Regions from separate parts of the Homo sapiens genome. Here regions 2 and 3 are each linked to region 1. The links are chromatin contacts, found by Hi-C or POLR2A ChIA-PET in ENCODE. All regions are on one chromosome and are shown on one strand. The core of a region is the stretch at or near the end of the contact, and the rest is flanking DNA. Distances in the headings are between cores, read along the strand shown.

Evidence for each region. Hi-C counts contacts between places; a loop is a spot of excess contacts on that map. ChIA-PET counts read pairs that join two places held with the same protein, here RNA polymerase II (POLR2A). Pooled maps may share reads with other maps.
Region 2: a loop to region 1 is called in a pooled map, with 2.7 times the contacts of the local background. The contact joins two enhancer-like sites. A Hi-C loop is called at or near these places in 1 of 168 maps with a recorded cell type or tissue (gastrocnemius medialis), 2 of 37 single-sample maps with no recorded cell type and 6 of 50 pooled maps. POLR2A ChIA-PET finds 5 or more read pairs at or near these places in 1 of 52 experiments (activated CD4-positive, alpha-beta T cell).
Region 3: a pooled map shows a loop between it and region 1 (4-fold over the local background). The contact joins two enhancer-like sites. A Hi-C loop is called at or near these places in 1 of 37 single-sample maps with no recorded cell type and 3 of 50 pooled maps. POLR2A ChIA-PET finds 5 or more read pairs at or near these places in 1 of 52 experiments (common myeloid progenitor, CD34-positive).

The regions. Positions count from the first base shown.
Region 1 is chr10:79,284,747-79,289,039 of GRCh38, reverse strand. The region is part of intron 8 of ZMIZ1 (zinc finger MIZ-type containing 1); the gene reads right to left. Among named protein-coding and RNA genes, the nearest start is that of PPIF, 61 kb to the left of the region's middle. RefSeq lists enhancers at 1,768-2,418, 2,253-2,872, 2,419-3,069, 3,283-3,472, 3,923-4,042 and cis regulatory regions at 2,197-2,697, 2,206-2,706, 2,222-2,722, 2,320-2,820, 3,308-3,808. Within about 2 kb of position 2,584, at least 23 of the 41 ENCODE cell types and tissues checked have a DNase peak (open chromatin) inside an H3K27ac peak, as active enhancers do.
Region 2 is chr10:79,082,147-79,086,439 of GRCh38, reverse strand. The region is part of intron 1 of ZMIZ1 (zinc finger MIZ-type containing 1); the gene reads right to left. Among named protein-coding and RNA genes, the nearest start is that of ZMIZ1, 15 kb to the right of the region's middle. RefSeq lists a silencer at 1,105-1,174, enhancers at 1,899-2,018, 1,521-2,090, 2,091-2,662 and a cis regulatory region at 1,795-2,295. Within about 2 kb of position 2,364, at least 31 of the 41 ENCODE cell types and tissues checked have a DNase peak (open chromatin) inside an H3K27ac peak, as active enhancers do.
Region 3 is chr10:79,135,907-79,140,199 of GRCh38, reverse strand. ZMIZ1 (zinc finger MIZ-type containing 1) reads right to left here. Exons shown (of 25, transcript NM_020338.4): 3 at 423-518. Among named protein-coding and RNA genes, the nearest start is that of ZMIZ1, 69 kb to the right of the region's middle. RefSeq lists a silencer at 2,323-2,482, a cis regulatory region at 2,068-2,568 and an enhancer at 2,273-2,953. Within about 2 kb of position 2,244, at least 19 of the 41 ENCODE cell types and tissues checked have a DNase peak (open chromatin) inside an H3K27ac peak, as active enhancers do.

The DNA.
Region 1 (4,293 bases), core at 1,335-3,834:
TGGCGGACCCCACCATTCCCTCACCCCGCTTTGGCTCTGTCCTCTCGTGGAGCTGCCCCTGCCCCTAAACACTGCCTCCTCTCTACCAACCCGGACCATATTTCCCCTCCTCCCCTCACCAGGTCCAGCAGTACCCACCACGTTTGTGGACATCTCCCCAAGGAGCTCTCACGTATCAGAAGCAAGGAGTTAGCCTTCAGCCCCACCTCTTGTGCTTAGGTCTACAGTGAGTGTCCAGTGATGCTTCCTACCGACTGCTGGGGTGCACAAGAGTGAGGCCAGCAGATCCCAGCGAAGGGGCAGGGCATGAAGACCTGCCAGGGTGCCAGCCCCCAGGAGGCTGGGGATGAAGCTGCCTCTCCCACCAGAGCCGGCACTGGCTCTCTGGCACCACCCCCTCACCAAGTCACAAAATTCTAGATGTGGAACCAGGAAGAGCAGAAAAGCAAAGCGCCCACAGCTGTGCCACTGCCTCTACCCAGGGCACAGGGTGTGTGTGTGTGTATGTGTGTGTGCGTATGTGTGTTGGGGGAGGGAAATTGGGAGAAGGGCCGGGCAACAGGAAAGAGCCTCATGCCTCTGTCTGGCTTGTGTCTGTCTTAGTCACAGGAGACAGCAAATGGCAAAGGTTCTCAGTCACACCTGGCAGACTTGTACCCTAGCTGAGTGGCCAGTCCAACCCTAGCAGCCAGGGCAACTGGGGATGGAGGTGCTGAGGAGGCACCTCTGGGGATGCAAGGAGCCCAGCCCAGAGGTGAGGACTTCCCAGAGGGAGGCGGAGGGCTGCATGACCCGCAGGCAGCGGAGATCAGGGCAGCCAAGTCTTGTGCTCTGTGCCTTGCCCGGCTGAGCTCTTGGCAATGCTGGTCAAGTCTGACGGGCTCCTGCAGAGGCGACCAGCCTGGAGGGCAGGACCACACCACTGTCTGCTCATACTTGCCCCTCCCCTGCCTGGATACCCTCTGCCCTAGATTTCTCAGCCTGGCCAGCCCCTCGCTTTCTTCCTGTCTGAGATCGCTGGAGGGGCCTCCCCCGCCCTCCTCGTATAAAAAAGCAGCTCCTACCCGACACTGCCTGCCCCCTCACCCTGGCACTGGAATTTTTTTCATAGCACTCCACCACTGTCCTAATTATATATTTTTTTGATTATTGTCTGTCTGCCTCTAGAACAGCTCTGTGACGGCAGAGACTTTTGTGCTTAGGACCCTGGTGCAAGTTTCCTCACTCAATCTCCTCATCTGTAAAATGGGCATCAGATGATACCTCCCCACTCTACTCTGTGTTTTCCAACTGTGGGTTACAGAATCTGAGCAGGTGATGACATCCAACCAGCAGGGGAGAAAAAAGCATCAACTAGAAAGTGATGGAGTGTGAGCACACAATAAAGATGAAGATTAGTCCTTGAGCTTCTGTCTTGGTTTTATACACAAATACATGTGCACCTTGGGTCAAGGTGTCGTATGTGTATTTATCGTGGATCTTGGTCAAATAGGTTTGAACACAGGTTCAGCAGCCTAAATCTGATGTGGCTCAAAGAGGAGAATGCAGTCAAAGGGCTTTCCCAACTGAGCGCTGCTCGTGATTTCTGGGGAAACTGCAGGACTCGCATTTGGAGTAGAGGAGCTGTACTCAGGGCACTCAGTTGGCCAGGCACAATGATGGGTAGTGGCTTGTTGAAGATCCAGATGCTTGGGCCAAAGGTGACAGATAGCGACAGACTCTGCTCTCCAGGTGGCGGATTGGAGACTGGGAGCCCAGAGGGAGTGGGCAGTGCAGAGAAACACAGGAAAGTAGCCATGAGCCTGCTCCTCAGGAAGGCTGGGCTGGAACAGCCTCTGTCTCCCAGGGAGGTCACTGGGGACCCGGCACACCACCTGGTTCCAGACTGGCACACCAGAGTCTCACAGGGAGGCTCTACAGGTCACGCTTTTACAAAACAAAGAGGAGATCCCCTGGACACCTGCTGTCCTCAAGGCCCATGTCCTAGGTGTGCTGGATGACCAGAGGGGGTCCCCTACATCTGAACAAAACCCAAGCCTGAGTGGCTTCTCGCCCCAGAACTTCTGCCCCACAAGTTCCCACCAACCCTCCAGGCTGATGGCCTTGAGACGGAAGTTCCTATCCTTTGAGAACATGCCTGGCCAGGCTCAGGAAATGAACCCCCATGGGAGGCCCCAGGGGCCGGCAGGGCCCTGCCTGTGGCCAGGGAGTGGGCAACTGCTGCCTCATCACCTCAGCCCAGGACGCTACACAGGCCCACGAACAAGCTCCCAACTGCCCTGCAGCTCCGTGGGTGAGCCTTGTGGGCGGAAACCAGCTCCTTCCTGTTTTGTCCCCTCTGCCCCAAACTTGGTGAGAAGCAAAGCTAACCAACGTTCCCAAACTGGCCATCCCACTGCCTGGCTGGAAGGTTTGCCGCCCCAGAGCAAAGATGCACGCAGGCATATGGAGGACACATCCGTGCACACACGCGAGGCCCTGCTGGCATGCTGCCCGTGCACTGGGGAAGAGACAGGCACAGCGTGTGGGGCAGTCTCAGGACTAGCTTGCCTCCACACGCACCTGCTGCAGAAGCAGAAGTGGCAGCCGCACCGACAGGACCGTGACTCATCTCATTCTGGGGGAGACGGGCTCCTGCTGTCGCAGAGAAGGCTCTCGCCCCCGCAGGCCCCCACAGCAGCCCTGCTGATGTGACGCCACTGCCTAGACTCAAGATACCACCACCGGGGGAATGCCTGGTCCCTGTTCCCAAGGATGAAGGACCAAGCAGACCCCTGGGCTGCTACCAGAAAGGCATGGCCTGGCTGGGATGGGAGGAGGGTCTGGAGGGTGCCTGAGAGCCCTTCTTCTCTCCGACGAGCACAGTTTAACCTGCAGACTTGCTTCACCTGGTCACAGGTGCTTGGCATTTTTTAATAATTCTGTCCCACTCTGTACAACCCTAATCCAGCATGGCCTGCCCAGTATCACACCATAAGCTGCTCCCAGCCACAGTCCTGTCCAGCCAAAACGGCCCCAACAATCCTGCTCCACCCACAGAAGCACCAAGGCCAGAAGCCATCTGCAATGTCAGCAGCAACGGTTCCATTTGCCAACTGCTCCCTAATACAGGGGCCTCTGTGCCTCTTCTCAGGCTGGCAAGTTCCATCCCACCTTGAAAATGCCATTCATCCTTTCCAGGCTCTTCCAAAGGCCACCTCCTCCGGGAAGCCCTTGCAGAAGGTACTGAACTCCACTGGCTCTTCGCATTCCTGGCAAGAGTGAGAACCCTCTGCCTTCTCCCTTCTGCCTCAGGAGCTGTCACTGATTTCTTGGGCTCCCTGAGCCAAGCATGATGTCTTCACACACCAATAGGGCTCAGGAAACCTTTGCTAAACAAAAAAATGTGCCAGGGAGAAACCACCTCTCTGCACTCACCCTTGGAGTGATGCTGAAAATGAATATGTCCATTTCGTTAAGCCTGATGACCGACCACCTACACAGTGTGTCTGTGGCCACATGGCCACTGGGGCCCAGAAAGTGAGAGAAGGACACAGAGGGAAGCGATGAAACCACTGCTCACTCTCTGTATGCCTCAGCAACCTCATCTATGAAATGGGGCTGATTCAGCCCCTCCCTTCGAAGGCTGCCGTGAGGGTTAAGTGTAAGTGCCTAACATGTATGAGGCCCAGAGTCCCGCACACCTTGGACACCCTGAAACTGCTGGCTGCCGCTGTTACTGTTGTTCTGATTTACTGAGTGACTTCTAGATGCAAGGAATTTTGTGAAGTGGCCTTCACCTAAGAACTCATTCAGTGCCCCATTAAGTGGGCCCAACAGATGCCCATCTTAGAAGCTGGGGCTCACAGAGGTAGCAGAGCCAATCAAGGGCAAGGCTGCCGGGTCACCAGACCGTATCAGGCTCACCACTGTCTTAGGAACTTAGGATCCAGCAAGGCAACGCTCCCCTCTCCAGAGATGGCCACGAGGCAAGGGAGCACACTGCAGAGGCCACCTAGAAGCCACAAGAATTCCAAGAAGGGCTGCATCTTCCTGGGGGTTCTTGGGGAAGTCGCCTAGCACGAAGGGACAGGGGAAATGTAAAGATGGGCCTCAAAGCCCAGCTGCAGAGAAAACCCAAATAGTCTTCCAGGAAAGAATTTCTTTATACACTAAATCGTCTGCTTTAGCTTGTACTGGCCGTGTTGGCAAAGATTCAGGGACCCCTTTTTGAGGTTAATATTCAGCCGACAGAGGGAGGCCCAGCAGGAGAGAGGTTCCCTATGTGGGCTCTGGAGTTACAGTCTTCCGGGT
Region 2 (4,293 bases), core at 1,115-3,614, 200 kb after region 1:
TGGCCAACTGAACTATCTGGATACCTGAGGGCTTTCACTTGATCATTCAAGAACTCATCAGGCTTTACTGGGCACCTTCTCTGCTCCAGGTCTTGTCTGACCTAGCTGGTACCGGGAGGAGGAGAAGGCTGAGGGCTGAGGGAGTCCAGAGGAGAATGCCTAGGAGGTCCCTGGGAGGAGGTAATGACAAAGTTTGCCAGGTAAGGAGGGGCGGGGAGACGCATTCTGTCACTGTCCACACGGTGAAGTGCAAATCCCCGTCAACCATGGCAAGGCCCTTTCTTAACAGAAGTGAGAATTTTGTGAGTTGAGGTGAGACCCACATTACATCCTGGGGGTCTGGAGTAGGGAGCCTCACCTATCCTGGAGGTAAAAATGCTCCAGTAGACTCCAAAGGAGAGTCCCAGCTAGAAGGGGCCTCAATGCACAGAGGGCAGAGAGACAAGGACTCGTCAGGGTCAGGAAGCTGATGAGTGGCAGAGATGGGCAGTGGGTATCCTCTCCCTTACCAGGGCCCTTCCAGTGCCCGGTGCTGCCCCAGGGGTTTCATCCAACTCCAACCCTAGAAAGCCAGGGAGCAGTGGTAGGCGGGAAAGGCACGTTGTGATGGCCACTCAGGTCCCTGGCCACTGGGCACAGCTCAGAAACAGAGGGAGAGGCACTTCTCATTCCCAGAATAAGAGTCTCATTCTGAAAAGGTTTGGGCTTTTGCTTCCTGAAAAAGAGGTTCTCAGGGGCATCTCTTGGGCTGAAGCCTGTTGCCTGCTGCTGGTAATCCTAACAAGCGTGTTTATTGGGCTCTGGAGATCACAAGCTGCCTTCCTCTGTCTCCCCTCCTGGTGGCCATGGGAGGCGGGCACCCTCTGCCCATTTTTCAGATGAGGAGGCAGGCCCAGAGAGCCATGGAAGGCCTCTCATCCCAGGTCACTCTTTCTGGGTCTGGTGCAGGCCAGACGGCACCTGAGTGCCAGGCAGGAGTCAGGGTGGGGCGTTATGCGGGCTGAGGCCTCTGCCCACTCTGCCCAATGGCATGTGCAAATGGCAGGTGGGAACTCAACTGCGGGCCTGGCGTCACGCTGGGCATGTTGGCCCCTTGACCCCCACCCCCAGCTTGAGGAGGCTACATCCGAGCCCTGGTGACTGGTGCTGAGCCCCCAGAACCAGCCTGCCCAGGTGCTGCAGGGTTGCAGAGGAGGGTGCCAGCAGCCAGGCTGTGGTTTTGTGCTTGGCTAACTCTTGGCTTCTGAGCAATGAAGTGGAGAGAGAAGAGACACAGTAAGAACATGGTGCCCACCCACTCAGCCCTGCCACCACAGGCAGCAGGCAGCCTCTGGGGCCACCACAGGACCTGTGGCCCTCAGAGCACAGGCCGGGATCTACATGGCACGGCACCAGAATGCGGAGCGGGCAGCGTCCGGCAGAGCCAAGGGCCCCTGGCAAGCACTAGCTCCTGCCACCTTCAAGGTGAAGAAAGGAGACCCAGGGGCCTGTGCAGGTTCAGGCCAGAGTGAGCCGGCCTGGATTATCCCTACCAACCCACCCTCCTGCTGCCTCATTCCCCCACCCCCACCCCACCACCCTGGAAAGCAGGACTTCCCTCTTTGTGCCTCTGCAAGTCACAAGAATCCCAGTTCAATCATCAACGGCCAGCCCAGCCGCTGACCCTAGGATTCTGGAGTTGCTTGACTCAGGCAGCTATGTTCTTGGAGAGAGGTCAACAAAATAGGGAAACTGAGGCTCAAAGAGGGCAAAGGACCTGCCTGTGTTCATACGGCAGGATTGGAGGCACAAGGATACAGAACGTTAGAGCAGACAGTCAAGCAGTCCCAACACCTGCATCTTATTGATGGGGTAAGCTGAGGCTCAGGGATGGGAAAGAGCCTGTCCGAAGTGACTTTGAATTAATAAGAACCTCAGCATGGCCATCTTGGGTTGATCCCGTGTGGCCAAGATAGAGCTGCCCTCTTTGACCCCAACCTCAAGTTCAGGAAGTTGCAACACTTCCTTGTTTCCATAGTAACCAACTACTGCTCCAGGAATACACTGAAATGTTTTTGTTCCCTCCTCTGTGCTGGCCCTGGGCCAGGCTGTGAGGACACAGAACAGAAAGAGGAGGTGTGAAGGAAGGCACAGACCCAGCCCCACGCAGTTGATCCCTTGCAATAGAGTGTGGGAGGGAGAGGAGTAGAATTTTCAGTGGAGAAGAAATCCTCAGTGCCTGAGAGTGTCAGGGGAGAGAGTTCAAAGATGGCAGCTTTTGAGCTGGGCTCTTAAGGATGGGTAGGAGTTCACCTGACTGAAGAGTGGAGGTGGAGGACTTAGCATATGCAAAGGCCTCGGGATAGAGGATGACTAACATGTTGGGAAACTATGGTGCATAGAGTGGAGTGTATGAACATGCAGGGGATGAATGCCAGGGAATCAGCCAGAGGGGAGGAGAGAGACCAAATGCAGAATATCAGAATTCCAAGGGTAGACAAGGGTATCAGGAAGACCCACTATGCCTCTATTTTTCCAACTGTTAAAAGGCCACCTTATGACAGAGTGGCTGAGGCACAGGAATTGACAAGCACAAAAGGAGAAGGGCTCAGACTCCCAGGACACAGCAACTTGAGCCAGTTCTCTAGCTCAGCCTGTTTCACGGAGGTGGACAGGCATTCCCAGTGGGCTCCTGGCCACAGCCTCAGTCAATCTTTAAAATACATTCAGGATCCGACCTTGTTTCACTACCTCCACTGAACACTCTGGTCCAAGCCGCCAGCATCCTTTCCTGGGTTCCTGTAAATGCTGCCCAGATGGTCTCCTTGTGGCCACCCTTGTCCCTTCAGTCTATTCTCGGCTCATCAGCCAGAGATCTTAGAGGGACACATCTGATAGCCTCAGTCCTTTACTTAAAATCCTTCAGTGGCTTCCAAATCACTGAGCATGAAGTCAGAAGCCCTTCCTGTACTTGATAAGGCTCTCTGTCCCTTATCACCTGGTCCCTGATCACTCTGTTGACTTCCTCCCCACTCTCTCCTTCCCTCACTCCATCTAGCCACACTGGCCTCCCTGCTTTTCCCAGACCACGCCAAACAAGCATCTGCCACAGGGCCTTTGCACATGCTGTTCCCACTGCCTGGAGAGCTCTTCTCCCAAATGTTCATGGAGTTCACTTCCCTGTCTCCCTGAGGTATGTGCTCAAATGCAGCCTCTTCAGAGAAGCCTTCCCTGACCACACCACCTAAAGAAGCCCCATCACCCACTCATGTCCCTATATCACCTTATCCTGGTTTATTTTTCTTCAAAGCACTGATTATAACTCAGGCATGATGTCATGCATTAAGTTGTTGACCTGCTGACTGTCTCGCCTACTAGAATGTAAGCAGGGCCCCTGTCAAATTCACCAATGTATCCCCAGGGCCTGGAAGAGTGCCTGGCACATGGAAGGTGCTTGATAAACTTGACAAAGGAATACATGAATCCACCTTCCTTGGGTAGCTGGGCGAGGGGAGGCACAAAAGGACCCCAGACTCTGCCCTCCCCAGGGCCAGAGTGCTGGGGACTCAAGCCCAGCCAGGAAGCCTTGTTCTCAGGCTGGCACGAGGCCCCACCAGCAGGACCCTCCCAGCCCATTCAGTGCATGGGCTCCCCAGAACTGGAAGTGACGCAGGGCCTGGCAGAGGTCTAGAGGAGCCCTGAGGGAAAAGTAGCAGTTGCTACTCTGCCCATTGTCCCCCATCGTCCTTCACTCCACACAAAGCCTGGGAAGGCCAAGGACAGCCTCGGGCGCAAAGGGTGAAAGTAGGGGGAGACCAAGCCAGTGAGGCTGGGAGGACATGGGATCCTGCCTGCAGCTCTGCAGCTGGATTCCTTCCCTCTCTGGCCTCAGGGCTCTAATCTGGGAAATGGGATGAGAAGGGCATTAAGTAGACTGGCTGCCCAGGTCCCTCCTGCTCCAATAGTTTGGGCATCTTTGGGTCTTAGGGGCCTGGAAGGGATCACACCAGGCTGCATCTCAGACCATAAATTCAAGCCATGGTCTAGGCCACCAAATGAGCCTGATGAGCCAAAAAGCTGGGCGTGGGGTCTCAGGTGGGCTCCTGAGGACCCTGTTGCCACCCAAGGCGGAATGCAAGGCAGCCCCATATAAGCCAGGAAGTGAGAGAAAGTGTCCTGCTATAGGGCAGCGGCCCCCAGGCTGGAGGAGCCAGCTGTCTTACCAAGACCATAGGCACCGAGTGCCTGCCCCCAGGACGAGTGTTTCTGGTGGGCACAGCCAGAGCCGAAAGGCCCAGCCGCTTTGCAAAATGA
Region 3 (4,293 bases), core at 995-3,494, 150 kb after region 1:
CCCTTCTCAAGCCCCACATGGCACTGTGGACCTCGTAGCCTTAGAATCCAGCATCCACAAAGGCTGGGACCCCTGGCTACAGCCCTAGAGTTCCAACTGAGCCAGGCTGCTAAGATGGCTCAACCAAATCAGACACAACTGACTCACAGAATCCTTGAGAACTGAGGTAAGTACAGGACCTGAGCCCAGTGCCCCATTTTGGAGACAGACAAACTGACACCCAGAAGCCTTTTCTGGCAGTATGAGCACCACACAAGGAGTTATAGAGAGGCCCTGCAGCCAGGCCCAGGAAAGGCTGTGAGAAGCAGCTGAAAACCCTCAGCTCTGGTCCAGCCACAGCACTTCTGGGCTGCTAGGGCTTGCCCCTGCCCAGGCTTAGGCAAAGGTGATGGTATGGCCTGGGCATCGGGGGCTGGTGTTACCTTTCGGGGTATGGCAGCTCAGTGAAAAACAGCGGCTCCTCTCCTCACACCCCTTGCAGCATTGGTCCGACGCCAACGGGCCTCCTCCTCTTCCTCCTGGGTACACAGGGGAGAGATGAGACGTGTGTGAGAGCAGGCCGGTGTGCCGTCCACTCCCCTCCCACCTCTGTCCCTGCCGCCAAGCTAATCTCAGCGGCCTCTTGGGTCACTTAAGCACACCCCGGGATGCCTGATTTATCAGAGCTGGCTGTGTCTTCCCCGCCCAGCCACACTCCAACCAGCAAGCCAATTCCTCCTAGTGGGATTTTGAAAAATATATAAATATAAGTTTTGTTTCTTCCAGGACTGGGGACTTTGTGTTGTCTTTCTCTTCTTAGTAGGAAAAGCAGAACAGCATCACTTTCCTGTACGGCCCCCAGGCAGGGTGACAGGGAGAAGCTGTCGGGGGTATTTTTAGCCGGGTGTACAAAGCCCTTGCCGTGGCCTCCTCTCTGCGCCGTGCCTGGCTTCGGGGAATTATCTCACACGGCCGGCCGGCAGCCACTTCCAAAGCCACTCTGTGACCCCTGCCTGAATTCTTTCCTCATTATGAATTGCTCACCAGATCCCTGACCAACACTCGGAGCCATTTTATGTGTGTACGCACCTCGGGAAAACCAGCTCACTCCCTTGCCCCTCCTACAAGGTTCAGGGCTGGCTGTTTTGCTTATAACTGGGAGAGGAGGCCCAGATGCAGAGTTTAAAGCAGAAAAGAGTCCTGGTGATGAGTTAGATTGTGCTCCCCAAACTTCAGCTCTTCCTCCACGCTCTTTAGGATTCTTGGTCTGAGCTGAGATCTACCTGTGTGATGACTTAATTTAATGTTCACCTTCCACTCACTTTTTTTTTAAGCTCCAATAAATCTGGCCTTGTCCAAAGCAATCATGCCCTTGAAATAATTGATTTGATAGGCTAGTTATATATTTCTGATACTCTTTAATAAATTGTAACTAGTAAAACAAAAATGTATGTCCTGTTGGGTACTATCTAATTCTAGAATCTTGCTGTAGACTACCAGATTTACCTGGGCCAAGCTTTGGCAAACGTTGTGCAGAAGAAGAGGGAGAGGCATGGAGGAGGGGCGGGCTGGCTGATGGGGCCCAAGAACTGGTCATTGTATCAGGCCAAGGGATGTAAGGGGTCAGAGCCATGGTGTGCTGCAGCCTTTAGTACTGTCTCTCTTTCTAGCACTGGGCAAGACCATTTTTGGCCCCACACTTGAACTAGGCTGGGAGGATCTAGGTGGGATGGGCACGAAGCATCTTGGGGACGGGGTGTCCCAAAGGAGGGCCAGCCCAAGGCCCAGGGCCCAAAATGGCGTCTTTCCCAGCATTCTCTGAGGCCTCTGGTTCACTCTGCCCCTCCGGTCAGGCTCCTTTTGGCTGGAGTGGGTCCACAGAGGCCAGAAGGCGAATCCCCTTTCTAGGTAGATCTGGAGGCGCAGAACATTCCCCTGAGCCCTACAACCTATGCTCTTGGCGCTCTGACCCTGTGGGCTCCTGGGGGCCTTGCACTGCCTCTGGGCCTCTGCCTCCCTGTGTGTGCTTTGAGAGGAGGCTGGCAATGGTGGGCACCCCGCAGCACTGGGGCCTCACTGCTGCTCTCTGTCCTTTCCCACTCTGCCCACAGGTTGGAGACCCTGGCTGGGCCCCTGGCCCAGTGCCCGCCGCCTGCCCCTCCCGCTGAGAACAGGATGTGGGTGTCAGGAGGTGAAGGAGAGTGTGGGGGTCGGGATGGGGAGTGGCCTCGGGACGGGACTTCCTGAAGCCAGATCGGTTTACCACAGTCAGTTGGGCCCAGGACCGCACAGCTGTGAGTTATAAATGTCCCTGTCAGAGCCCGGGCCGAGAGGCCCTGCTGCTGGCAGAGGCGCCAGGGCCCACAGCGCCCACCCTAGGAGCACCCCCCCCCCAGCCGAGGGCCCGTCCTCTCAGAGGTCCTCCCCCAGGGTCCAGCCCTCACGACCTCTGGGCTCTCCTGCCTCCTCTCGGAGAGAGATGGGTCTAGTACAGCCTTCCCCTGCTCACCCCTAGCCCTTCCAGGTGCAAATCTTGTGGTCCCAGTTACCGGGAGAGCTCCCAGAGGGCAAGGACCATTCTGGGTCTGCACCCGGCAGGAACCTGAAGCTTGGTGCACAGCCAGCCACTCAACGACCACTGTAGGGGTGACTGTTCCAACTCAGCAGCCTGCTTCCCACGGCCCCACCCGCCCCTGCCTGTCCACCAGGGCACATACCGAGGGGGAGTGGGAAGGGAGAGGGGCCTGGCCTGCCACACCTAGTCCGGGTGAGTAGGAGCAGCAGGGCTGGCCACTAAGCCTCTGGGCACAGGGCTCTGTGTCCTGCATATGCAGAGAAGACTCCTTCAGAGACCTTCCCTGAGGTACCCATTTTCCTTTGTCTGCTCCCTCAGAGCTCCCTCCATCTGGGGTGTGAAGTGTAGACTACAGCTCAGAGGCCAGCCTGCACATAACACCGCTGTCCATAGGGTGAGAAGACAGGTCCCTGGGACCCCAAGGCTGGGCCATCCTGTCAGGACCACCAAAGTGGGCAGCACAGGGCTGGGCCACAGAAATACAATCACAATAACAGAAACAATCAGGAACAGCTCAGGTTGCAGGGCCTGAGGCTTATACAATTTTGGAGGCCCTGTTTTAAAAATTATTTAACATTACAAATATATATTTAGAATCAGAAAAGAAATCACAACAAATTCCTATATTCTTAGGAATCCATGCCCCTTTCTCATGAGGCCCCTGTTTAACAGTTTACCAGAAATACTTACATAGAAATGTTCCTGTTTGCAAACTGCTGCCCCTCCCACCTAGAACACTCTATAGCTCCCAGCAATTCCCAGCCTTCACCAGGGCTGTGCCCAGGAGAGGCCAGGATGCCTAATCTTCATGTGCTTCCCTGTAAGCCTCCCTCTAATCATAATAAGAGTGATGAAATGGATAGTGATATTTAACCTTTAGCTGTACTGTTCTAAGCACTTTATGTAAATTAATCCACTTAATCTTACCACAACCTATGAGGTCAGTACTATAACCAATTTTTAAAGATGAGGAAACAGAAGGTTAAGAAACCAGTCCAAGGTCACACAACCAAGATGTGAACCCAGACAGCCTGGCAGGGATGCCATTGCCAGCCCTTCACCACTTCTCTCCACCTCCCTCAAGTGACCAGAAGGGTCTCCTTCCCTGAGAGGCTTCAACAGCAGCAGCAACCTAGGGCTGACTCTGAGTAGGCCCCCTTCTGATGAAATAATTCATTCATTCCACACAGATGCACTGAGCACCCAGCACACCCCAAGATCTCGGCAGGAAACAGGGGCCTCCTGTTTACCTCACCCTGCCCAAGGCAGGGCTGGGGTCCTTGCCACAGACAGAAGTGGGCACCATCTTGACTTCCTGGGACAGGCTGGGGGGTCCTAGAGACGAGCTGGGCCTGCCCCAAGGAGACCCTGGAGGGTGGGGAGAGGGGGAAGGTTTGCCAAAAGTCACATGGCCTGTTGTCCAATTCTCTCATTTTACAGATAAGAAAAGGTGGCCTGGAGACGAGTGACTTCCTGAGGGTCCCCTGAGAGTGGTGACCTACATGAGTTCTGAGACTATCCTTCTGGAGGGGTGGGGCAGATCCTGGAGGACTGGGGTGGCCAAGGCCAGGCCTGGGGGAGGAGGCAGGTGCCTTTTGGCCCCCTAGGAGCAGTGCCTTTGTTTTCTCTCTTTGTTTTCCATCTGCCCTCAGCCCCAGCGGCCTTCCCAGCTTCCCCTGATTGTGTACAGGGCGATAAAGGGGCTGATGAGAGGGAGATCTCTGGCGGCACAGACACAG